2 separate regions of the Homo sapiens genome follow, and region 2 is linked to region 1. Evidence: chromatin loops called from intact Hi-C (ENCODE). Cell type or tissue: OCI-LY7. All regions are shown on one strand. Each heading gives the region's core, and the rest is flanking DNA. Links, peaks and the distances in the headings are about the cores only.

Region 1 (11,581 bases), core at 1,699-9,698:
GAGCAAGGGAAAGTAAAGTACTAACTGCTGATGGTTGAAAAGAGGTTTGAGGTGCTCTTGCCAACTAACAAGAGAATTTTTGCCCGAATAACTAGAATGAGTAGAGCATTCACAATCCATGGTATTAATATGGTTTGAAAGCAGTGTGAGTATGTCATAGCAGAGGGGGACGTGGCATGCAGTCTCTATTGTCTTGCGTCTCTGTGGTAAACACTTTTCAGTAGATACTGAATAATCAGGGTGAGATTATTAACCCGTTCTTCATCTCTGAGAAATTAACCCCACAGCACTCCAGTTTACCAGTACAAACCTTACTGTAGAGTTGTCTACTGGACTGTGAATAAATTCATCGGGTTCTAATTTGCAAGTCGAACTCTAAAATTTTCAATCTTCTCGCCTTCAATTTATTTTGAAAACAGTCTGTGCCTGAGTTATGACAAAGGAAGGGAGAATTATATTTTCACCCTCAAATTGATGGAATAACTTTAAATGAAACACCCATATTCCACTTAGAGACTGTAGTATTGACTACTTTCCTATTCTTACGCCTCCTAATTCTTAAGTGGGGGTGGTGGGGCCTTTAACAGCTGCACATTTCCAACACAGTCCTCCCTAAATGGTGTCAAATGACTGGGAATGAAGTTTTGGTAACTCTGGATGATTTATGCAGCCACTTAGTCATCGTTGTTCCATCAGGGGAAACAATGAGAGGCTTTTGTTTGTGTTTCTGTGTGTAGGGTGTGAGGGACAAAGAGAAGCAAATATTCATATAATGAAACTTTGGTCCTCTTTTTTTCCTCTCAACAGAGGTCTTTATATTCAAATTACTATAAATATAACATAAAAATAGAATATATACTGCACTGTGGCTCTTTCTACATTGTTTTCATGTATTTGCCTAGAAAGCTGCTTTTTTTCCTTCTCTCTCTGTTTTTTTTTTTTTTTTTTTTTTTTTTTTGAGACGGAGTCTCTCTCGCTCTGTTGCCCAGGCTGGAGTGTAGTGGCATGATCTCGGCTCACTGCAACCTCCGCCTCCCGGGTTCAAGAAATTCTCCTGCTTCAGCCTCCTGAGTAGCTGGGATTATAGGCGCGCGCCACCATGCCCAGCTAATTTTTGGATTTTTAATAGAGACGGGGTTTCACCATGTTGGTCAGGCTGGTCTTGAACTCCTGACCTTGTGATCCACCCGCCTCGGCCTTCCAAAATGCTGGGATTATAGGCGTGAGCCACCTTGCCCGGTGCCTTCTCTGTTTTTCAAAAAAAAAGTAATGCATGAATACATTCTAACCATAAAATAATCAAACATTATGGAAGTACGCAGAATAAAAAACCAATCTCCCTTCATTGCCCTCACCCAACCTCCACCCCCCACCATCCAGCCCCTACAAAAAAGATCCTTAAAAAAAAAAAAACCTCCATTGCCCTGGTTTTGGGCAGTTTCATAAGAACAGAAGACATATTGCAAGCAACAGGAAAATTCTAAAATATGGAAAATCAGAAATCACTGCAAATGGACCCCACTGTGAAGCATACCCCAGCAAGTGGCAGGGATAATTGTGGCAGTGTTTGAATGCAGGTCGAGGTAGCTCCTCTGAAGAAAAGGCACGTGGAGCCAAAAATATCTGGGTTTGCTTCTTTCTACCTCTGCCACTAGCTAGCTGAGTATCCTTGGGCAACTTTAGTTTCCCTAGCCATAAGGTAGACATGGTCACAGAGGCATGAAATGAGATTGTGTGTGCTGAACACCTGCCAAATGCCTGAATACTAGGTCTTCAGCAAATATTAGCTTTCCTCCAACCTCCAGAAGAACTTTGCTGCAACTGAGGCACCTAACAGTTTATTCCTGGTAAACTTCTAGTTATTTCTTGATGTCTGTGGGGAAATGATAATCCTATTTTGTACACTGGTTGTAAAAGGTGAAAAAGAGCATGGTTTGCTGTCCTGCCAGGCTGCTCAGAGCATGTCAGTGTTTTGCAGGGTTAATTAAAGGCTGATGTGAAAATAGGTCTCCACTACATTTGAGTTCAGGCAATGAATGTGGATTCAGACAAGAGTGCTGATGATTAAGAAATCCTAGTAGGCCAGATGTGGTGGCTCACGCCTGTAATCCCACACTTTGGGAAGCCGAGGTAGGTGGATCGCTTGAGCCCAGGAGTTCAAGACCAGCCTGGGTAACATAGGGAAACCACCACCGTCCCCGTCTCTACAAAAAAATTAAAAAAAAAAATTAGCCAGAGCTATTATTGTGCCACTGCACTCCAGCCTGGGTAACAGAGCAAGGCCCTGTCTCAAAAATAAAAATAAATAAATAATAAAAGAAATCCTGGCCAGGCACAGTGGCTCATGCCTGTAATCCCAGCACTTTGGGAGGCCGAGGTGGGCAGACCACGTGAGGTCAGGAGTTTGAGACCAGCCTAGCCAACATGGTGAAATCCTGTCTCTACTAAAAATACAAAAATTAGCCAGGTGTGGTGGCGCACACCTGTAATCCCAGCTATTCAGGAGGCTGAGGCAGGAGAATCGCTTGAATTTGGGAGGCAGAGGCTGCAGTGAGCCGAGATCACACCACTGTACTCCAGCCTGGGCAACACAGGGAAACTCCATCTCAAAAAAAAGAAAGAAATCCTGATAATCATGGGTATATTATCTCCTGGAAACCTGTATCACTAGGTGACTCATTAAAAGAACAAATTTAATAATGGGGAACACTGATACAAGAACATTGGATTCTCATTATTATTTTAAATATGGAACATTTCACAAATGTGTGTGTCTGCCTGGGCAGGGTCAGTGCTAATCTCTGTATTGTTGCAATTTTTAATACACATGCTGTTGAAGTGAGCATGGATTATTGCTTTTAATAGACTATTTTCTTTTCTTTTTCTTTTTCTTTTTTTCTGAGGCAGAGTTTCACTCTGTCACCGAGGCTGGCATGCAGTGGCGTGATCTTGGCTTGCTGCAACCTCTGCCTCCCAGGCTCAAGTGATCTTCCAGCCTCACCTTCCTGAGTAGCTGGGACTACAGGCACAAGACACCATGCTTGGCTAATATTTGTATATTTTTTTGGTAGAGACAGGGATTTGCCATGTTACCCAGGCTGGTCTCTAACTCCTGAGCTCAAAGCAAATCTGCCTGCCTTGTCCTCCCAAAGTGCTGGGATTACAGGTGTGAGCTACCATTAATAGACTATTGTCTAGAGCAGTTCTAGGTTCACAGCAATATTAAGTTGAAAGTACAGAGATGGCCAGGCACCGTGTCTCATGCCTAGGCGGGTAGATCACTTGAGCTCAGGAGTTTGAGACCAGTCTGGCCAACACAGTGAAACCACATCTCTACTAAAATACAAAAATTAGCCAGCTGTGGTGGTTCACGCCTGTAATCCCAGCTACTCAGGAGGCTGAGGCAGGAGAATCACTTGAACCCAGGAAGCAGAGGTTGCAGTGAGCCGAGATCGTGCCATTGCACTACAGCCTGGACAACAAAGCGAGACCCTGTCACACACACAAAAAAAGTACAGAGATAACCCATATACTCCTTTCCTAGACATACATGCAGAGCCTTATCCACTATCAACATCTGAACCAAAGTAGTACCTTTGTTACAATTGATGAACCTATATTTACACATCATTATCACCCAAAATTCATAGTTTACATTAGGATTTAGGCCAGATGCAGTGGCTCATGCCTGTAATTCCAGCACTTTTGGAGGCTGATGGCGGCAGATCACCTGAGGTCAGGAGTTTGAGACCAGCCTGGCCAACATGGTGAAACCCCGTCTCTACTTAAAAAAAAAATACAAAAATTAGCCCAGTGTGGTGGCAGGTGCCTTTAATCCCAGCTACTTGGGAGGCTAAGAGGTAATAGGTATGTGGTCCTATCTCATTGTTGTTTTAATTTGTGTATCCCTAGGAGAATCACTTGAACCCGGGAGGTGGAGGTTGCAGTGAGCCAAGATTGCACCATTGCACTCCAGCCTGGGTGACAGAGCAAGACTCTGTCTCAAAAAAAAAAAAACCCAAACAAACAGATTAACTCTTAGTTTTGTACATTCTGTAGGTTTTAACAAATGTATAATGACATGTATTCATCATTATAGTATCATACAGTGTAGTTTCACTGCCCTAAAAATCCTCTATGCTCATTTTTCCCCAACCCCTGTATTTCTGGTTTTTCCTTTTGTCTTTTTAATTTTTTCTAAGTTTTTCTTTATTTTTAATATTGAAACATTTTCGGCCAGGCTCAGTGGCTCACGCCTGTAATCCCAGCACTTTGGGAGGCTGAGATGGGTGGATCACCTGAGGTCAGGAGTTTAAGACCAGCCTGACCAACATGGTGAAACCCTGTCTCTACTAAGAATACGAAATTAGAAAAATTAACCTGGCATGGTCTCGGGCACTTGTAATCCCAGCTACTCGGGAGTCTGAGGCAAGAGAATCCCTTGAACCCAGGAGGCGGAGGTTGCAGTAAGCTGAGACTGTGCCATTGCACTCCAGCCTGGGCAACAAAAGTGAAACTCCATCTGAAAAAAAAAAAAAATTTCTTTCTTTCTTTTTTTTTTTTAGAGACAGTCTCACCAGTTTGCCCAGGCTTATCTCAAACTCCTGGGCCTAAGTGATCCTCCTGCCTCAGCCTACCAAGTAGCTGAGACTACAGGCACACACCATTATGCCTGGCTGCCTTTTCTAGAATGTCATATAATTGGAAACATACAATAGGTAGCCTTTTCAGATTGGCTTCTTTCACTTAGCAATATGGATTTAAGGTGCCTCCATGTCTTTTCATGGCTTGATAACTCATTTATTTTCAGTGCTGAATAGTATTCCATTATCTGGATGTACCACAGTTTATCCATTCACCTACTGAGGACATTTTCATATTGCTTCCATGTTTTGACCATTATGGACAAAGCTGCTATAAACATTGATGTGCACATTTTCATGGGGACATAAGTTTTCAACTTATTTGGTAAATACCTAGGAACACAATTGCTGTATCTTATGGTAAGCCGTTTAGTTTTGTAAGAAACAGCCAAACTATTTTCCAAAGGGGCTGTATCATTTGTCATTCCCAACAGCAATGAATGAGAGTTCCTGTTGTTCCACATCCTCACCAGCATTTGGTGTCCTCATTGTTGTGATTTTTGCCATTCTAATAGGTATGTGGTCCTATCTCATTGTTGTTTTAATTTGCATATCCCTAGTGACATATGAAAATCTTTTCATATGCTTATTTGCCATCTGTGTATTTTCTTTGGTGAGTTTGTTCTGATCTTTTGCCCATTATTTAATCGGGTTATTTTTCTTATTCTTGTGTTTTAAGAGGTCTTTATATATTTTGAATAACAGTCATTTATTAGATAAGTCTTTTGTAAATAGTTTTTCCCAGTCTGTGGCTCATCTTCTCATTCTCTTGAAATTATTTTACAATTATTTGTAAATGTTGATTAATGTGGCTATTTGGGAATACAGAAGCTTTGGTTTACATTACCAAGAAAATGTTCTGCAGTCATCCAACAGGTGAGCTCTTAATAAGCTGAAAGCATCGGCCTGGCAGGGTGGCTCACGCCTGTTAATCCCAGCACTTTGGGAGGCCAAGGCAGGTGGATCACTTGAGGTCAGGAGTCAGAAACCAGCCTGGCCAACATGGAGAAACCTTGTCTCTACTAAGAATACAAAAATTAGCTGGGCGTGGGGGGGCATCTGTAATGCCAGCTACTCGGGAGGCTGAGGCAGGAGAATCGCTTGAACCTGGGAGGCGGAGGTGGCAGTGAAGTGAGCCGAGATAGCGCCACTGCACTCCAGCCTGGGCGACAGAGCGAGACTCCGTCTAATAATAATAATAATAATAATAATAATAATAATAATAATAACAAGCTGAAAGTATCTTTCTGGAGATAAAGATTAAGGCACTGACCCCCAACTTCTGGAGGGATCCGCTTGCATTTTCTGCAGTCTATAAAGCCTAGAGTGCCCTCTGCTGGTTACCTTCTGAAAACCAGGCAGTCGATGGTTTCAACTCATTTATTTTTGAAATAACATCATAAGTAATAACCCTTACTCTCCTGTGATTTCTTTATCAAGTTACCTTCTGAAGGCTTATCTCAAGGAGAGAAAAATGACTATTCTTTAGTAACAACTTGATTCCTTAGTCAGAAGTGTGTTTTATTCCACCCCACCAGCCTGTGGAAGAAGAAAAAGAAAAAAAAAGTGTGTCTGATACATCTGCAGCATGTATAGAATTTTTAAAGTGTGTCTAAGATACATTTTATCTTATTTTATTTTATTTACTTTTTAGAGACAGAGACTTGCTCTGTTGCCCAGGATGGTGTGCAGTGGCGCAATCATAGCTCACTACAGCCTCCATCTCCTGGGCTAAAGCTATCCTCCCACCTCACCCTCCCAAAATCCTGGGAATATAGGTGTGAGCCACTGTGCCTGGCCAGATACCATTTGAAATGTGATCAATATGTCTGTTGGTTCCCAAAATCTAAAGTAATTAGCATTTTAGAAGAATAAATTAAAGTAGCCCAGCCCAGGCATGGTGGCTCACACCTGTAATCTCAGTGCTTTGGAAGGCAGAGGTAGGAGGATCGCTTGAGCCCAGGAGTCCAAGACCAGCCTGGGCAACATAGTGATACCTCGTCTCTACTAAAAATTTAAAAATTAGCCAGTTTGGCTCTGTGTCCCCACCCAAATCTCATCTCCATGTGTAATCTCCATGTGTTGAGGGAGGGAGGTGATTGGATCAAAGGGGCGGTTTCCCCCATGCTGTTCTTGTGATAGTGAGTTCTCAAGAGATCTGATGATTTTCCGAGTGTTTGGAAGTTCCTCTTCCTTCTCTCTCCTGCCACATTATGAAGAAGGTACCTTACTTCCCCTTCTGTCATGCTTGTAAGTTTCTTGAGGCCTCCCCAGCCATGCAGAACTGTGAGTAAATTAAACCTCTTTCCTTTATAAATTACCCAGTCTTGAGTAGTATCTTTACAGCAGCGTGAAAACGGACTAATACATGCGCACATTAGCCAGGCACAGTGGCTTGCCCCTGTAATCTCAGCTACTTGGGAGGCCAAGGCAGGAGGATTGCTTGAAGCTAGGAGTTGGATCAGCCTGGGCAATACAGTGAGACCTCCATCTCTAAAAAAATAAACACACACACACACACACACACACACACACACACACACACACACACAAATGTCCCACAGCTCACTTTTCCCTAGAAGATTGGCAGCTGGAATATCCAGTCTTGTATACATCACCTCAGAAATCTCTATAAGCAGACAGAGCAAAGCTGTCCTGGTTGAAGTAGAGTTGGGATCTGTCTTTTTCTTCCTGTCCTTTCTCTACATCTCTCACTTCCCAGGTTGTTGGACATTGAGGTACCTCTTGGGGTTTTGTGGAACACAGATTGAAAGCCATTATTCTATTTAAAAACCTTCATTTTATACAAAAATTAGCCAAGCGTGGTGGCACGCGCCTGTTGTCCCAGCTACTTGGGAGGCTGGGGCAGGAGAATCACTTGAACCCAGGAAGCGGAGGTTGTAGTGAACTGAGATTGCGCCACTGCACTCCAGCCTGGGCAACAGAGCAAGACTCTGTCTCAACAAAATCATAAAATTTAAAAATTAAAACCTTCCTTTTAGAGATGAGAAAAATGAGGCCCTGGGGTAAACTGCTGATCTGGAATTCAAACTGAAATCTCCCAGTTTCAAGCCCCCTTCCTCTCTTTGTTGCATTGTATTGTTTCTCTTTAACTCTGTGAAGATTTATTTGTCCTATGTCTCATTCCCTCTGAGTCCAACCTCAGGTAGTTATTCCTTGAAAACCAGTTTTACAAACTAATTTATAATTGGATGTTTATGGCCAATAATAGCTTAATAATTTGCTTCTATGAAGGTGTCTCTATCAAAGTCCCAGGAGGAAACAGATGGCACACCCAAATTAGTATAACTCAAAGTGGGTTTAATAAAGGTACTATTTACACGTGCATGCAGTGTGTAGGAGAGCCACAAGGCACAGCAGTATCAGGGCTTTTATAATACCACCTTTAGGCCTGGAAGGATGATGGGAGGATGCAAATTCTTCAGAGAGCCATTGAGAGATGCCTTCCTTGAGAGAAGGGACCCTTCAGTCAAGGGACCCTAGCCAGCCCAAGACAACCTCTTAGGAAAGAAGCTGGGCAATAATAACACCCCTCACTGCCCTCTCTTCTTGATCTCTGCTGGGATCTTCATTGGTTGAACTCTACTGAAACCCAACGCTATTGAAGTGATCCACACAGGACAGTGGCCCTACAGAGCAAGGTGAGGAAGGGTGGAAAGTAAATCTGGAAGGCAAATGGAAGATGCACAAAGTTATATACAATTTAGTAAGCAACTGCTGGAGCCAGCTAATGAGAACTCATCTGATGATGGAATCTCAGATTCTGCGGAAAAACAGAGGGAAAACAGTCTGAGAGGGAGCTTTCCCAAGTGTCAACTCATGCCACACATCCTATCCTGGGTGGGAGTGAATCTTCCTGTGACCTGTGCTCTATAGCTCTTTAACACAGATCACATATGGGGACTTTCCAATGGAAGTATAATAGTTTCCTGGGTCCATACAGATGGCTGGGCAATCCATTAAAGCACTGCCCAAGCAAAGAAGGAGAGAGCCATGCTTAGTCAAAGCTGTAATCACAAACTCGAGACATACATTGGTTCTAAGGGTAGAATGAAAGTAAAATGGTGTAAAATGGAAGGAATTGCTAAACTTCAGATAAATATTTCTTCAAAGTAAGAGAGAATAGTTTCCAAAAGATTTCTGTGAAGTTAAAAAGGAAAACATTTCAACACATAAACAAACACTTTAGGAGATTGTTACAGTAGCTGTTGTTGTTGTTGTTAAGAGACCCTGTCTCTTATAAATAAAATAAAATAAAATAAATTTAAAAATAAAATAAAATAAATTTTAAAAAAAGTTAAAAATAAATTTCAGTTTAAGATATCAATTGTCTCTTTAGAATCAGATTATGAGCTGGGACAGTGGCTCACACCTATAATCCCTAGCACTCTGAGAGGCCAAGGCAGGAGGATAACTTTAGGCCAGGATCAAGATCAGCCTGGGCAACATAGCAAGATCTTGTTTCTGTATGAAAAAATATATAATAATAAATAAGTAAAACCAGTCAATGTTGCTGATGTCTTAAAAATATATATAAAAGTATATATACATAAAAATATACATAAGTATATATATGTGTGTGTATATATATAATATACATATTTTATATATATATACTTTTTTTTTTTTGAGATGGGATTCTTGCTCTGTCACTCAGGCTGCGTGCAGTGATTCGATCTTGGCTCACTGCAACCTCTGCCTCCTGGGTTCAAGCAATTCTCCTGCCTCGGTCTCCTGAGTAGCTGGGACTACAGGTATGAACCACCACGCCCAGCTAATCTTTGTGTTTTCAGTAGAAACAGGGTTTCACCATGCTGGCCAGGCTGGTCTTGAACTCCCGACCTCAAGTGATCCTCTCGCCTCATCCTCCCAAAGTGCTGGGATTACAGGCGTGAGCCATCATGCCTGGCCTCAGGCAGAGTTGTTTCTAAATGCAGGTCTATGGCTGGCTGCAATGTCTCATGTCTGTAATCCCAGCACTTTGGGAGGCCATGGCAGGAGGATCACTGGAGCCCAGGAGGTCGAGACCAGCCCTGGCAACATAGCAAGACTCCATCTCAACAAAAAATTTAAAAATTAGCCAAGGGTGGTTGTGTGCACCTGTGTTCCCAGCTACTTGAGAGGCAGAAGTGGCAGAATCACCTGAGCCCAGGAAGTCGAAGTTGCAGTGAGCCATAATTGCACCATTGCACTCCAGCCTGGGCGACAGGAGTGAGACCCTGTCAAAAAAATAATAATAATAAATAAAAAACAAAACAAAACAAAACAAAAATTCCTTGAATGAGTCACATCACTTCCATACCTTCTGTATCAATAACATGTTATTCTAAAACTTAGTGAGTTAGAAAAACAATAATCATTTTATTTCTCATGGTTTCTGTGGGTCAGGAAATTTGGAAGAGTTTGGCCTGGAAGTTCTTGCTCTGAGAAGGATGCAATCGGATTTGGCCAGGGCTGCAGTCATCTCAAGGCTTGAGTGGGGCTGAAGGATTCACTTCCAAGCTGACTAATTCACAGGACTGGCAAAGTGGTGCTGGCTGTTGGTTGTGCACCTTCCTTCTTCTCCATATGGGCCTTCCTACAAGGGTTACTCAGGGTCCCCATAGGATTGTAGCTGGCTTTTCCCAGAATGGTCCCAGAGACCAAAGCAGAAGCATCAGTGGATTTTATGACAGCCTTGGAAGGCCCACCATCACTTCTGCTGTATTCTATTGGTCACAGAGGGCCAACCCTAATTCAGTGTGGGAGGAAATTACACAAGGGCACGAATACCAACAGGCAAGGATCACTGAGGGCCATCTTGGAGACTGGCTATTACAAAACCTAGGCTAACATGCAATCTCCTTAAAGAGACCTACAAGGCCATTCACCCTTGTCATCAGGAACAAGGACCTGTCACGTCCTAGCACATCTCTAAGATTGCTATTTTAGAAGTAAGGCATAGTTCTTAATTGATCTATTTACTCCTAAGACCCAATAATTAGAGGTGATGGCACTATTCCAGTTGGCTCATTTATTTTAATGTTCTTAGAGAAGAAAGTGTTAGTGCCACTGAAAACTATAACATTCTGTGGTTAGGATTACTGACAAATACAAAATTATCTCTAAGTCATCTACATAAAACAATACACATTAAACTAAATATGCATATTTAGAGCAACATAACATACTTCATAAAATTAAACATATTCAGTAATTCAAGTGTGACATTGTCAATATTTAAACTTAACATTTAGTTAATAAAATTAAATATATCCAATATTTGTCCTCTGCTCTCTCCTCCTAAAACAAGATAAACATACCGTTTTTGTTTTTTTTTTTTTGAGACGGAGTCTTGCGCTGTCACCCATGCTGGAGTGCGGTGGCGCCATCTCGGCTCACTGCAAGCTCCGCCTCCTGGGTTCACGCCATTCTCCTGCCTCAGCCTCCCAAGTAGCTGGGAGTACCGGCACATGCTGCCATGCCCGGCTAATTTTTTGTATTTTTGGTAGAGACAGGGTTTCACCGTGTTAGCCAGGATGGTCTCGATCTCGTGACCTCATGATCTGCCCGCCTCGGCTTCCCAAAGTGCTGAGATTACAAGGCGTGAGCCACCGTGCCCGGCTTTTTTTTTTTAGAGAGATGGGATCTCAGTCTGCCACCCAGGCTGGAGTGCAGTAGTGCAATCATAGACTCAAACTCCCGGGCTCAAACAATCCTCCTGCCTCAGTGTCCTGGGTAGCTGGGACAACAGGTGCATGCTACCACACCAGGCTAATTTATTTTTGTTTTAATTTTTTATAGAGAAGGTTCTCATTCGGTTGCCCAGGCTGGTCTCAAACTTGTGTGCTGAAGCAATCCTCTGGTCTCAGCCTCCTAAAATGTTAGGATTACAGATGTGAGCCACTTTGCCTGGCCACAGCATTCTTTTCTATTTC
Region 2 (11,581 bases), core at 1,386-9,385, 240 kb before region 1:
TCTGTGGAAGATGTATACAAACCATAACTTTGTTGAAAAATAACATTTACATAGCACTTCACAATATACTTTTCTTACACTCCACCTCATTTGTTCCTTGTAACAGTATTCTAATGTTGGTGCTCTTATTGTTCCTATTTTTAAAATGAGGAAATTACAGCTGGGCACAGTGGCTCACTCGTGTAATCCCAGCACTTTGGGAAGCCCAGGCGGGCAGATCACCTGAGGTCAGGAGTTTGAGACCAGCCTGGCCAACATGGCAAAACCCTGTCTCTACTAAAAACACAAAAATTAGCTGGGCATGGTGGCATGCGCCTGTAATCCCAGCTACTCAGGAGGCTGAGGCAGGAGAATCACTTGAACCCGGGAGGCAGAGTTTGCTGTGAGCTGAGACCACGCCATTGCACTCACTGCAGCCTGGGCAACAAAGACAATTACACTTGCCCTGATTCCAAGTCCTGGACTTTTCCCATTACATCATGCTGCCTCACCTAGTACATAGGACACAGTTAAATGCATAGAAGAACTTCACTAGATAGGCTTGTAAATTTCATTTTTAGGAATCTTCAAGAGGCGCATATGTCTTATATAATTTTAACCAATCTGGCAGCAGATTTTTAGGCATTATAATCTTTTGAGGTTCTTTTCTGCTATTTCATTTTCAATTACTGTCAAACTACTTCTCAGTACTGCTTATGACTTATGATATCTACCCCCACTGCATATGGTAAATTTTAATGTTATGTATATTTTACCACAATTTTAAAAAATAAATTGAAAAAAAATTTTTTTAGTGAAACAGGGTCTCTTTGTCACCCAAGGCTGGAGTGCAGTGGCACAATCATGGCTCACTACAGCCTCCTGGGCTCCAGTGATCCTCCCACTTGAGCCTCCCAAGTAGCTGGGACCATAGGTGCATGCCACCAAGCCCAGCTATTTTTGAAAATTTTTTGTAGAGAGGAGGTCACACTATGTTGCCCAGGCTGGTCTTGAACTCCTGGGCTCAGGTGATCTTCCTGTCTTGGCCTCTCAAAGTGCTGGGATTACAGGTGCAAGCCACCATGCCGAGAATTTAAAATATATATATATTTTTATTTTATTATATTATTATTTGCATTATTATTATTATTATTTTTGAGACAGAGTCTCATTCTGTCACCCAGGCTGGAGTGCAGTGGCACAATCTTGGGTCACTGCAACCTCTGCCTCCCGGTTCAAGCAATTCTCCTGCCTCAGCCTCCCAAGTATCTGGGATTACAGGCACTGCCACCACACCTGGCTAATTTTTGTATTTTTAGTAGAGATGGGGTTTCACCATGTTGGCCAGGCTGGTCTCAAACTCCTGACCTCAAGTGATCCACCCGCCTTGGCCTCCCAAAGTGTATTTTTTTTTTTTAAGTAGGGTCTCATTTTGTCACCCAGGCTGGAGTACACTGGCATGATCTCAACTCACTACAGCCTCAGCCTCCTGGGTTCAAGTGATCCTCTTGCCTTTTTACCCCACCCCACCTCCCTGACCCAAGTAGCTGGAACTACAGGCCCGCACCACCCTGCCTGGCTAATTTTTTGCATTTTTTTTAGAGGAATGGGTTTCACCATGTTGGCTAGGCTGGTCTCAAACTCCTGAGCTCAAGCAATCCACTCACCTCAGCCTCCCAAAGTGCTGGGATTACAGGCGTGAGCCACTGTGCCCAGCCTAAAACGATAATTTTAAAAGCATAGGAAATATGAGTCCTTAGCTCTATTATTGAAAGCCTCTATGACCTCCATGTTTGTGTTACAAAATTATCAGTTAAGCCACTATCGCATGGAAACACCAGATACAAATGTGAATTTAGTTAAAGAGTTGTGTGTTTGTGTGTGTGTGTAGACAGTGGATATCTTGTCTACTTTAGATGTGATTCTTCTTCCAACTGATTCGCCAGAAGCATCAGGCCTCTTTGCTTCTTTTCTTCAGTGTCCTGCGCCTTGGCTGTTACAGGTGGAGGTGGAAAAGAAATTGCCATTGATGCTGCAAATAACTTCCTTCACCTTCTAACCTGGAGATTCATTGAAGGAAGAAAAAAGGTGACTGTCAGAGTCCCTGCTGGCCATGCCTCTCAGCCACAGGACCACTGAGCCACTTAATTCCTCCCCAGGGTCAGATGTGCCCCAGCACCAGGTTGTTTATGGATACCCTAACCACCTTTTCACACTCCTTGAAGTTTAGCTTTAAATGTTTTAAGAATTAGCAAAGTGGGCCGGGCACGGTGGTTCAAGCCTGTAATCCCAGCACTTTGGGTCGCTGAGGTGGGCGGATCACCTGAAGTCAAGAGTTCCAGACCAGCCTGGCCAACATGGTAAAACCCCATCTATGCAAAAATACAAAAATTAGCCGGGCATGATGGTGAGTGCCTGTAATCCCAGCTACTCGGGAGGCTGAGGCAGAAGAATCACTTGAACCTGGGAGGCAGAGGTTGCAGTGAGCCGAGATCTCACCATTGCACTCCAGCCTGGGCAACAGAGCGAGACTCCATCTCAAACAACAACAACAACAACAAATTAGCAAAGCTGATTATTTGATCTTGGTGAGTACTGGCTAATGCTGAAGGTTATTTCAGAACGTTGACCCTGGCCAGGTGTGGTGGCTCACGCCTGTAATCCCAGCACTTTGAGAAGCCAAGGCAGGTGGATCACCTGAGGTCAGGAGTTTGAGACCAGCCTGGCCAACATGGCGAAACCCCATCTCTACTAAATATACAAAAATTAGCTGGGCATGGTGGCGGGCACCTGTAATCCCGGCTACTTGGGAGGCTGAAGCAGGAGAATTGCTTGAACCCGGGAGGCAGAAATCGCAGTGAGCAGAGATCGTGCCATTGCACTCCCTCCTGGGCAACAAGAGCGAAACTCTGTCTCAAAAAAAAAAAAAAAGAATGTTGACTCTGATCAGTAATTCTACAAGAAATTAAGAAATTATTATCACATTTGGCAAAGGGAAAGTTGTTTAGTTAGCACTAAATAAGGTGGTGGCAGGACACAGTGGTCACGCCTGTAATCCCAACATTTTGGTAAGCCAAGGCAGGCAGATCACATGAGGCCAGGAGTTTGAGACCACCACGTGGCGAAACCCCATCTCTACAAAAAATACAAAAAATTAGCCAGATGTGGTGGCACAGCTACTTGGAAGACTGAAGTGGGAGGATCACCTGAGCCTGGGGAGGTCGAGGCTGCAGTGAGCTGTGATGGCGACACTGCACTCCAGTCTGGGTGACAGAGTGAGACCCTATCTGAAAAATAAAATAGCTGGGCACAATGGCTCACACCTGTAATCCCAGCACTTTTTGAGGCCGAGGAGGGAGGACTGCTTGAGCTCAGAAGTTTGAGATCAGGGTGCGCAAACATGACAAAACCCTGTCTCTACAAAAAATTTTAAAATTAGCCAAGTGTGGTGGTGTGAGCCTGTGGTTCCAGCTACTCGGTAGGCTGAGGTGGGAGAATCACCTGAGCCCAGGGAGGTCAAGGCTGCAGTGAGACCTGATCGAAACACTGCACTCCAGCCTGGGCAACAGAGTATGAGACCCTGTCTCAAAAATAAATAAATAAAATAAAGTGGTAAAGACATATTAAAATTAGTGCCCCTTATGTGATTAAAATATATCATCACTATCATTGTTTTGGAAAGTTGAGAAGTATTAAATATCAGTATTTTACGAATCATGGTCATTTTTCCTTTGTTGAATGTTCAACATACATTTTTTAAAAAAGAAGTCTAGGCTGGGCACAGTGGCTCACGCCTGTAATCTCAGCACTTTGGGAAGCCAAAGCAGGTAGATCACGAGGTCAGGAGTTCAAGACCAGCCTGACCAACATAGTGAAACCCAGTCTCTACTAAAAATACAAAAATTAGCCAGGCGTGGTGGCACACGCTTGTAATCCCAGCTACTCAGGAGACTGAGGCAGGAGAATCGCTTGAACCCAGGAGGCGGAGGTTGCAGTGAGCCAAGCTTGCACCACTGCATTCCGCGTGGGGGACAGAGCGAGATTCCATAAAAAAAAGAAGTCTATTGAAACCATTTTTCTAGCAAACAAAAAAAACAAGTTTAGAATAGTTTTACTAGGAAACCTTTATCTTCAGCAGGATACAGGCTAAAAAAATTTTTTTAATAAAAAAAAGGAAACCTTTATCAAAATTCTCACTAACCTTATAGTGAATAGAAAGTATACGTTAAGAAGTAACAAAAGATATCTGAAGTCTAAAAACAACTCACCTGCCAACAAATTATATGATCTTGGACAAGTCACTAATCACTGCTTAATCATTGTTTCTTCATCAGCAACCTGGAGGTAATAATGCATCTCCAACCTAGCTGAGATGGAAGTTTACATACAGTAAAATAATGGATGAGTAAGTGCTTTGGAAAGCATTGCATGCTGCACTTATAATTATTGTTGTTAATAAAGATAGTTTTAAACAAAAACCATGGTAAGGAGAGGGAGAAAGACAAATTGAGAGATATATATCTATATATCTTTTTTATTATTTATTATTATTATGATACTTTAAGTTTTAGGGTACATGTGCACAACGTGCAGGTTTGTTACATATGTCTACATGTGCCATGTTGGTGTGCTGCATATCTTACATTTATACATATCTTACATTCATACATATCATATGTACATATATATACATATGATATGTATAAATGTAAGCCTAACACAAGATGGACAATAATCAAGAAATTTTAATTATTTTTATTCTATCCTATTAAACTAATTATTCTTTTTTTTTTTTTTTTTTTTTTTTTACAGTAGAGACCAGGTTTTGCTGTGTCACCCAGGCTGGAAGGCAGTGACACAATGATCATAGCTCTCTGCAGTCTTGAACTCCTGAGCTGAGTGATCCTCCCACCTTAGTCTCCTGAGTAGCTGGAACTAATAGGTGCGCACCACCATGCCCGGCTAGAATAATTATTATTGTCCTATTTAAATATTATTTTCATACTTGAAACAATATTTTCCTGTGGTTTAGCCCTACTCAGATATTAGTGGAAAGCAGCTGACACATGTAGTCCAAACCACAGTTTCATTAAACTAATGAGAAACTACCAGTCTATCCTTGGAATCCTGGGTTGTTCCAGAGGCGTAGAGTAGGATTAGCACAGATCTAAGGGACTCAAGCGAGTGGGGGTTCCTTATCACCAAAACCGTAAATGTATTATAGATTCTCCTGGGAGTTCTGCTACGTTTCAGATAGTATGTGCTACCAGGGGATTCCAATTAGCATAAGCATAAGAAGTAACAGGACCAAACTGGGTTTTTTGTTTCACTAGAATTATCCTTTCCTGGGCATTTTCTGGAATTTAAGTACGACCCGATGATACATTAGATAACAACTGATCAGATTAGATGCCCTAAACGTCCCAAATCATCAGGGACTAGAGATTGAGTTACGATTGTCCCAATAGTATAAATTTGTGGTTTTGTGGGTTCAGTCTAGGTCCTGCTGCTCGCTACACAGAAAGCCAATGACTGAGACAACGGGTATTGCCAAGGCAAAAGGCTTTGACCAGGTGCTGCAGTGGAGGAGATGGGAGTTCAGTCTCAAATCCATCTCCCCTGCCGACTAAAATTAGGAGTTTATATAGCAGGTAAGAAATATAACAATGTGTAGGAAAACAAGAACTCGGGGAAGGTTAAGGAAGCAATCATGATGAATGAGGGGCCTGGCCTCTCATTGGATGAGATGATCCAGTGAGTTTCAATTATTTGATACTTTCCCAGAGGTCTGGGGGTCCTTTCCTGAGGAAGTAACTCAGATAAAATAAATGTAAGTTTCAAGCTTTAAGACCAGAAGTGTCAATTTCTATAGATAGATAGATAGATTTTTTTTTTTAATAAAATCTCAAACTCCTGGGCTCAAGTGATCCACCTGCCTCAGCCTCCCAAAGTGCTGGGATTACAGGCATGAGACACCGTGCCAGCACATCCAACATTTTCTAATCTTCCCACATTTCTGACCCTTCGCCTACACTTCCTTACTTTTCATCAACTGACCTGAAAACAGATGTCCTCAGATAAAACGCGTCTTAACTTCCTCAAATTAAACTAATTCAATATATATAATTTCACTTCCCCCAGTCAGCACCTTTCTTCCTATTTAACAGTTACCTGTGTTCTTAATTCCATTTTAACCACCTTGTGCTATCTTAATTATTCTATTCTATTATTTATCATCCTCCTCCTCAGTATACTTCCTCTTAGTTGGATCTTACTATCTTTTTTTTTTTTTTTTGAGACAGGTCCACTGGAGGGCAGTGGCGTGATTACAGCTCACTGCATCCTCGACCTCCCAAGCTCAAGCCATCCTCCCACCTCAGCCCCTCAAGTAGCTGGGACAACAGGCACCAGCATGCCCAGCTAATTTTTGTATATTTTGTAGAGAAGGGGTCTCACCATGTTGCCCAGGCTAATCTCGAACTACTGAGCTCAAGCAATCTGACCACCTTGGCCTCCCAAAGTGCTAGGATTATAGGAGTGAGCCACCACGCCCAGCCTCCATTAGCATTTTAACCTACTTAAGTTTCTGCCATCAGCACCACAAACAAAACCAGAATATTCTTTGACCTTTTATCTCTCTCAGCTACTGCCCTGTTCTTCTCACCTAACCTTCTTGAAAGAATTGTATACACTCACTATTCTTCACTTCCCACTCATTCTTTGGTCCACTGCCAGCTGCCTTTGACCACTAACATTCCTCTACAAGGCCACTAACAACACCCGAGTCTCAGAAATCCAATAAACACTTTTAAAAAAATTGAGATATGATTCAAATTTCATAAAATCTCATAAAATCCTATAAGACTCACCTTTTAAAGTGTATAATGTATCTTTTAAAGTGTACAATGCAGTGTTTTTTAGTATATTCATAAATTCATTCAACTATTACCATTTAATTTCAGAACATTCTCATCACTCCTGTATCCATTAGCAGTCACTACCAATTCCCCCTCCCTACAGCCCTTGACAACTGCTAATCTATTTTCCACCTCTACAGAGTTTCCTATTCTGGACATTTAATATAAACTGAATCATACACCATGTGACCTTTTGTGACTGGCTTCTTTCATTAAAGATAATGTTTTGTGTATTTATTTATTTTTAGCTATACCTACTGGAATGGGATTTCTTTTTTAGTATAATGTTTTCAGGGATCATCCATGTTGTAGTACGTATCAGCACTTCATTCCTTTTTATTGTGCAATAATATTCTGTTGTGCGGATATACCTCAGAGTGGTTATGCTATTTTGTTTATCCATTCATTAGTTGACGGACATTTGGGTTGTTTCCACTTTTTGACTATAACGAATAAAGTTGCTATGAACATTCAGGTACAAGTTTTTGTGTGGACATATGTTCTCAATACTCTTAGGTGGAATTGTGGAATTACTAAGTCATATGATAACTCTGTTTAACCCTTTTCGCCTTTGCCCCAAGAATACCTGCCAGCGGTGCTTGCAGCTGCAGCATTTACTCCAAGATAACCTTGCCACAAAATATTGTTGTATTATTAATACATGAGTAAGCATATTAATATTTATTATTATTTTTGCATTGCTCTAGTGTATTGACTTTGGAAACAAAAACATTATTCTATTTATAGTATTCTGTTTTTAGTTGTATTTCCGTTTATAAAATATAGTAATTCTTGATCACTGAAAATGTCAAATCCTAAAAAACGTAGCATCGTTCTCAAACAGTTGTTGGCTGAAGATTCATTTGATGGATCTGATTTTTCTGAAATAGACGATTTTGATGGTTCAGATGATTCTGATGTTAGTTCTGTTTAGAAATAACTCCAAGAACAGTTTTTATATTTTATTTTCACATGAAAATCAGTCAGATTTTCTTCAGCCTCAAAGAACATGTTTAAGTAAAATTAAATGAGTGCTGGCATCGAGCTGTGTTTTTTTAAAATCTAAACTGGAAAAGGGTTAAATTTTGAGAAAGTGCCAAACTGTTTTCCAAAGCACCTGCACCATTTTACACTTCCACTGTTAATATACAAGAGCTCAAATTTTACCAACACTTGTTATTATCTGAGTTTTTCTTCCCAGCTGATCTAGCAGGTATGAAGTAGTATTCAATTGTGGTTTTGAAGTTGGATTTTTCTAATGATTAATAATGTTGAATATCTTTTTATGTGCTTATTGGCCATTTTTATATCATCTTAAGAGAAATGTCTATTCAAGTCCTTTGCCTACTTTTCACTTGGGTTTTTTTTTTTTTTCTTTTTTTTTTGAGACGGAGTTTCGCTCTTGTTGCCCAGGCTGGAGTGCAGTGGCACAGTCTTTGCTCACTGCAACCTCTGCCTCCCCAGTTCCAGTGGTTCTCCGGCTTCCACCTCCCGAGTACCTGGGATTACAGGCATGCACCACCACACCCAGCTAATTTTTGTATTTTTATTTTTTGAGATGGAGTCTCACTCTGTCACCCGGGCTGGAGGGCAATGGCATGATCTCGGCCCACTGCAACCTCCGCCTCCTGGGTTCAAGCGATTCTCTTGCCTCGGCCTCCTGAGTAGCTAGGATTACAGGCATGCGCCACCACGCCCGGCTGATTTTGTATTTTTAGTAGAGACAGGGTTTCTCCACGTTGGTCAGGCTGGTCTCGAACTCCTGACCTCAAGTAATCTGCCTGCCTCGGCCTCCCAAAGTGCTGGGATTACAGGCGTGAGCCACCATGCCCAGCCTGTATTTTTATTTATTTATTTATTTATTTTGAGATGGAGTCTCGCTCTGTTGCCCAGGCTGGAGTGCAGTGGCATGATCTCAGATCACTGCAAGCTCCACCTCCTGGGTTCATGTCATTCTCCTGCCTCAGCCTCCTGAGTAGCTGGGACTAGAGGTGCCCGCCACCACGCCCGGCTAATTTTTTTGTATTTTTAGTAGAGACGGGTTTCACCCTGTTAGCCAGGATGGTCTCGATCTCCTGACCTCGTGATCTGCCCGCCTCAGCCTCCCAAAGTGCTGGGATTACAGGCGTGAGCCACCACGCCCAGCCTGTATTTCTATTTTTTGAGATGGAGTCTTACTCTGTCATCCAGGCTGGAGTGCCGTGGCACAATCTTGGTCCACTGCAACCTCCACCTCCTGGGTTCAAGCAATTCTCCTGTCTCCGCCTCCCAAGTAGCTGGGACTACAGGCACACACCACCACACCCAGCTAATTTTTGTGTGTTTTTTTTTTAGTAGAGGTGGGGTTTCACCATACTGGCCAGGCTGGTCTCACACTCCTGACCTCAGCTAATCCACTTGCCTCTGCCTCCCAAAGTGCTGGGATTACAGGCATGAGCCATCACGCCCGGCCTAAAAGCTTTTAATTTTTCTGAAGTCCAATTTATCTATTTTTTCTATGGTTGCTTAGGCTTTAGGTATTATATTTTAGAAACTATTGCCTAATCCAAAGTTACAAAGGTTTTGTTGTTGTTGTTGTTTTGTTTGTTTTTGAGTTGATTTCTCACTCCTGTCTCCCAGGCTGGAGTGCAGTGGTACAATCTCAGCTCATGGCAGCCTCCACTTCCCGGGCTTAGGTGATCCTCCCACCTCAACCTCCGGAGTAGCTGGGACTACAGGTACATGCCACCACACCAGCTAATTTTTTTGTATTTTTAATAGAGACGAGGTTTTGCCATGTTCCTGAGGTTGGTCTCAAACACCTGTGCTCAAGTGATCTGCCCATCTCAGAAGTGCTAGGATTATAGGCATGAGCCACCTCACTTAGGCATGAAGATTTATACCTATTTTTTATTCTAATACTCTTGCAATTTTAACTCTTACATTTAGGTCTTTGATCTGTTTTGAGTAAATTTTTACATATGGTATGAGGTAGGGGTCCAACTTTATTATTTTGCATGTGGACATCAAGCAATTCTCCTGCCTCTGCGTCTGAGGAGGTGGGATTACAGGTGTGCACCACCATGCCCAGCTAATTTTTATATTTTTGATAGAGACGGGGTTTCACCATGTTGGCCAGGCTGGGACTCCCTCCTTTTAAAATACTCTTTTTCTGTGACTCTGCTCAATTACCTGGCATCATAAGAATTATGCCTGCTTTAGAGATTATACAAAGCATACCCATAAATAAGTGCATGGTATCAGTATGCCTTAGTAGAATAAACACTGCCATAGGAATTATTATGAGAGGTGTTTTATGTCATTTTCTGTAAACAGTTTGGTCATATACTTTGTTGATCTTTTGTGGGGAAGGAGCTTGTAGATATTTTTTAAATTACTATTTTGTAGGAACTCTTTAATATTAGAAAAATTAATTCTTTGTCTTAGGCTATGAGTAAGACATGTTTTCTCCCCAGTTTGTTCTTTATTTTTATTTTTTTTTTTTGAGACTGAGTCTCGCTCTGTCGCCCAGGCTGGAGTGCTGTGGCGTGATCTCGGCTTACCGCAAGCTCTGCCGCCCAGGTTCACGCCATTGTCCTGCCTCAGCCTCCCGAGTAGCTGGGACTACAGGCGCCCGCCACCGTGCCCGGCTAATTTTTTTGTATTTTTAGTAGAGACGGGGTTTCACTGTGTTATCCAGGATGGTCTCGATCTCCTGACCTCGTGATCCTCCCGTCTCGGCCTCCCAAAGTGCTGGGATTACAGGCGTGAGCCACCGTGCCCGGCCTGTTCTTTATCTTTAAACTTCTCACATAAAGGTTTTTGCCATGCAAATTTTTTTTTCTGGTTAATTTTTCAGTCTTTTGTGACTCTTTGCCTTTGTATCATGTTTAGAAACGGTTTCCACATTCAGACATAACAGAAAAAAAATCCCTTCCATGGTTTTGTCTAACACTTTCATGGTTTCGTTTTGCATTTAAATCCTTGATCCATGTGGAATTTATCCTAGGGTAAGGTATGAAATATGGATCTCACTTTTCCCCCCAGATGAATATTTTTTCTTTGGCTTCAATTCAATTAATTGAATAATCCTCCCTCATTTAAACACTTTTATCATATTCCAAATTCTCTTGTTTTAATATGTATTTCTCTACTAACTATTCAATATAATTAATCTACTTATAACTGATTACTACACTGTGAAATTATTATTGCTTTATAACATATCTTAGTATCTTCTTTTTTTCAGAATTAGCTTATATGATAGATATTAAATTGTCCCTATTAAGGAATAAATTTTAATCCAGGCATAGTGGTTCACACCTGTAATATCAGTACCTAAGGAGGCCAAGACAGGAAGATTGCTTGAGCCAAGGAGTTTGAGGTTACAGTGAGCTATGACTGTACCACTGCACTCTAGCCTTGGTGACAGTGAGAGCCTGACTCAGTTTTGTTTTTTTTAAAAAAGGAATACAATTGGAATCACATTGATTTTTAAAAAGGAAAAAAAAGGAGTATATTTTGTCCCGTTTATTTCAACTTGTGAAAATATTTTTGAATCTGAATTCTAAAATAAAACTTTGCCATTTCTCTTTTTGCATAATCATATTTAATAACCATACCTGTAGATCTTAATATAATCTAAGATTCTGAACAAAAAACGGCCAGAAAGAGGGTCTTGCAGCATTCTCCTAGACGCTTGTTAC

Evidence for each region. Peaks named below come from ENCODE experiments on the same cell type or tissue, not always from the same donor. Only the 100,000 strongest peaks of a DNase experiment are listed, where the experiment ranks them.
Region 2: a loop joins it to region 1, with 2.9 times the contacts of the local background. A loop is called at or near these places in 5 of 110 quality-filtered maps.

The regions. Positions count from the first base shown.
Region 1 is chr14:34,667,156-34,678,736 of GRCh38, reverse strand. It overlaps the pseudogene RNU6-1261P. Among named protein-coding and RNA genes, the nearest start is that of CFL2, 42 kb to the left of the region's middle. In OCI-LY7, for the core only: a CTCF peak has its summit at 6,007 (motif pointing left); DNase peaks (open chromatin) are centred at 5,956 and 7,996; H3K27ac peaks cover 347 bases.
Region 2 is chr14:34,907,075-34,918,655 of GRCh38, reverse strand. It overlaps SRP54-AS1 (SRP54 antisense RNA 1), which reads left to right. Exons shown (of 5, transcript NR_151701.1): 5 at 1,958-2,176. Among named protein-coding and RNA genes, the nearest start is that of BAZ1A, 38 kb to the right of the region's middle. In OCI-LY7, for the core only: CTCF peaks have their summits at 6,076 and 6,279 (motif pointing right); a DNase peak (open chromatin) is centred at 6,295; H3K4me3 peaks cover 448 bases.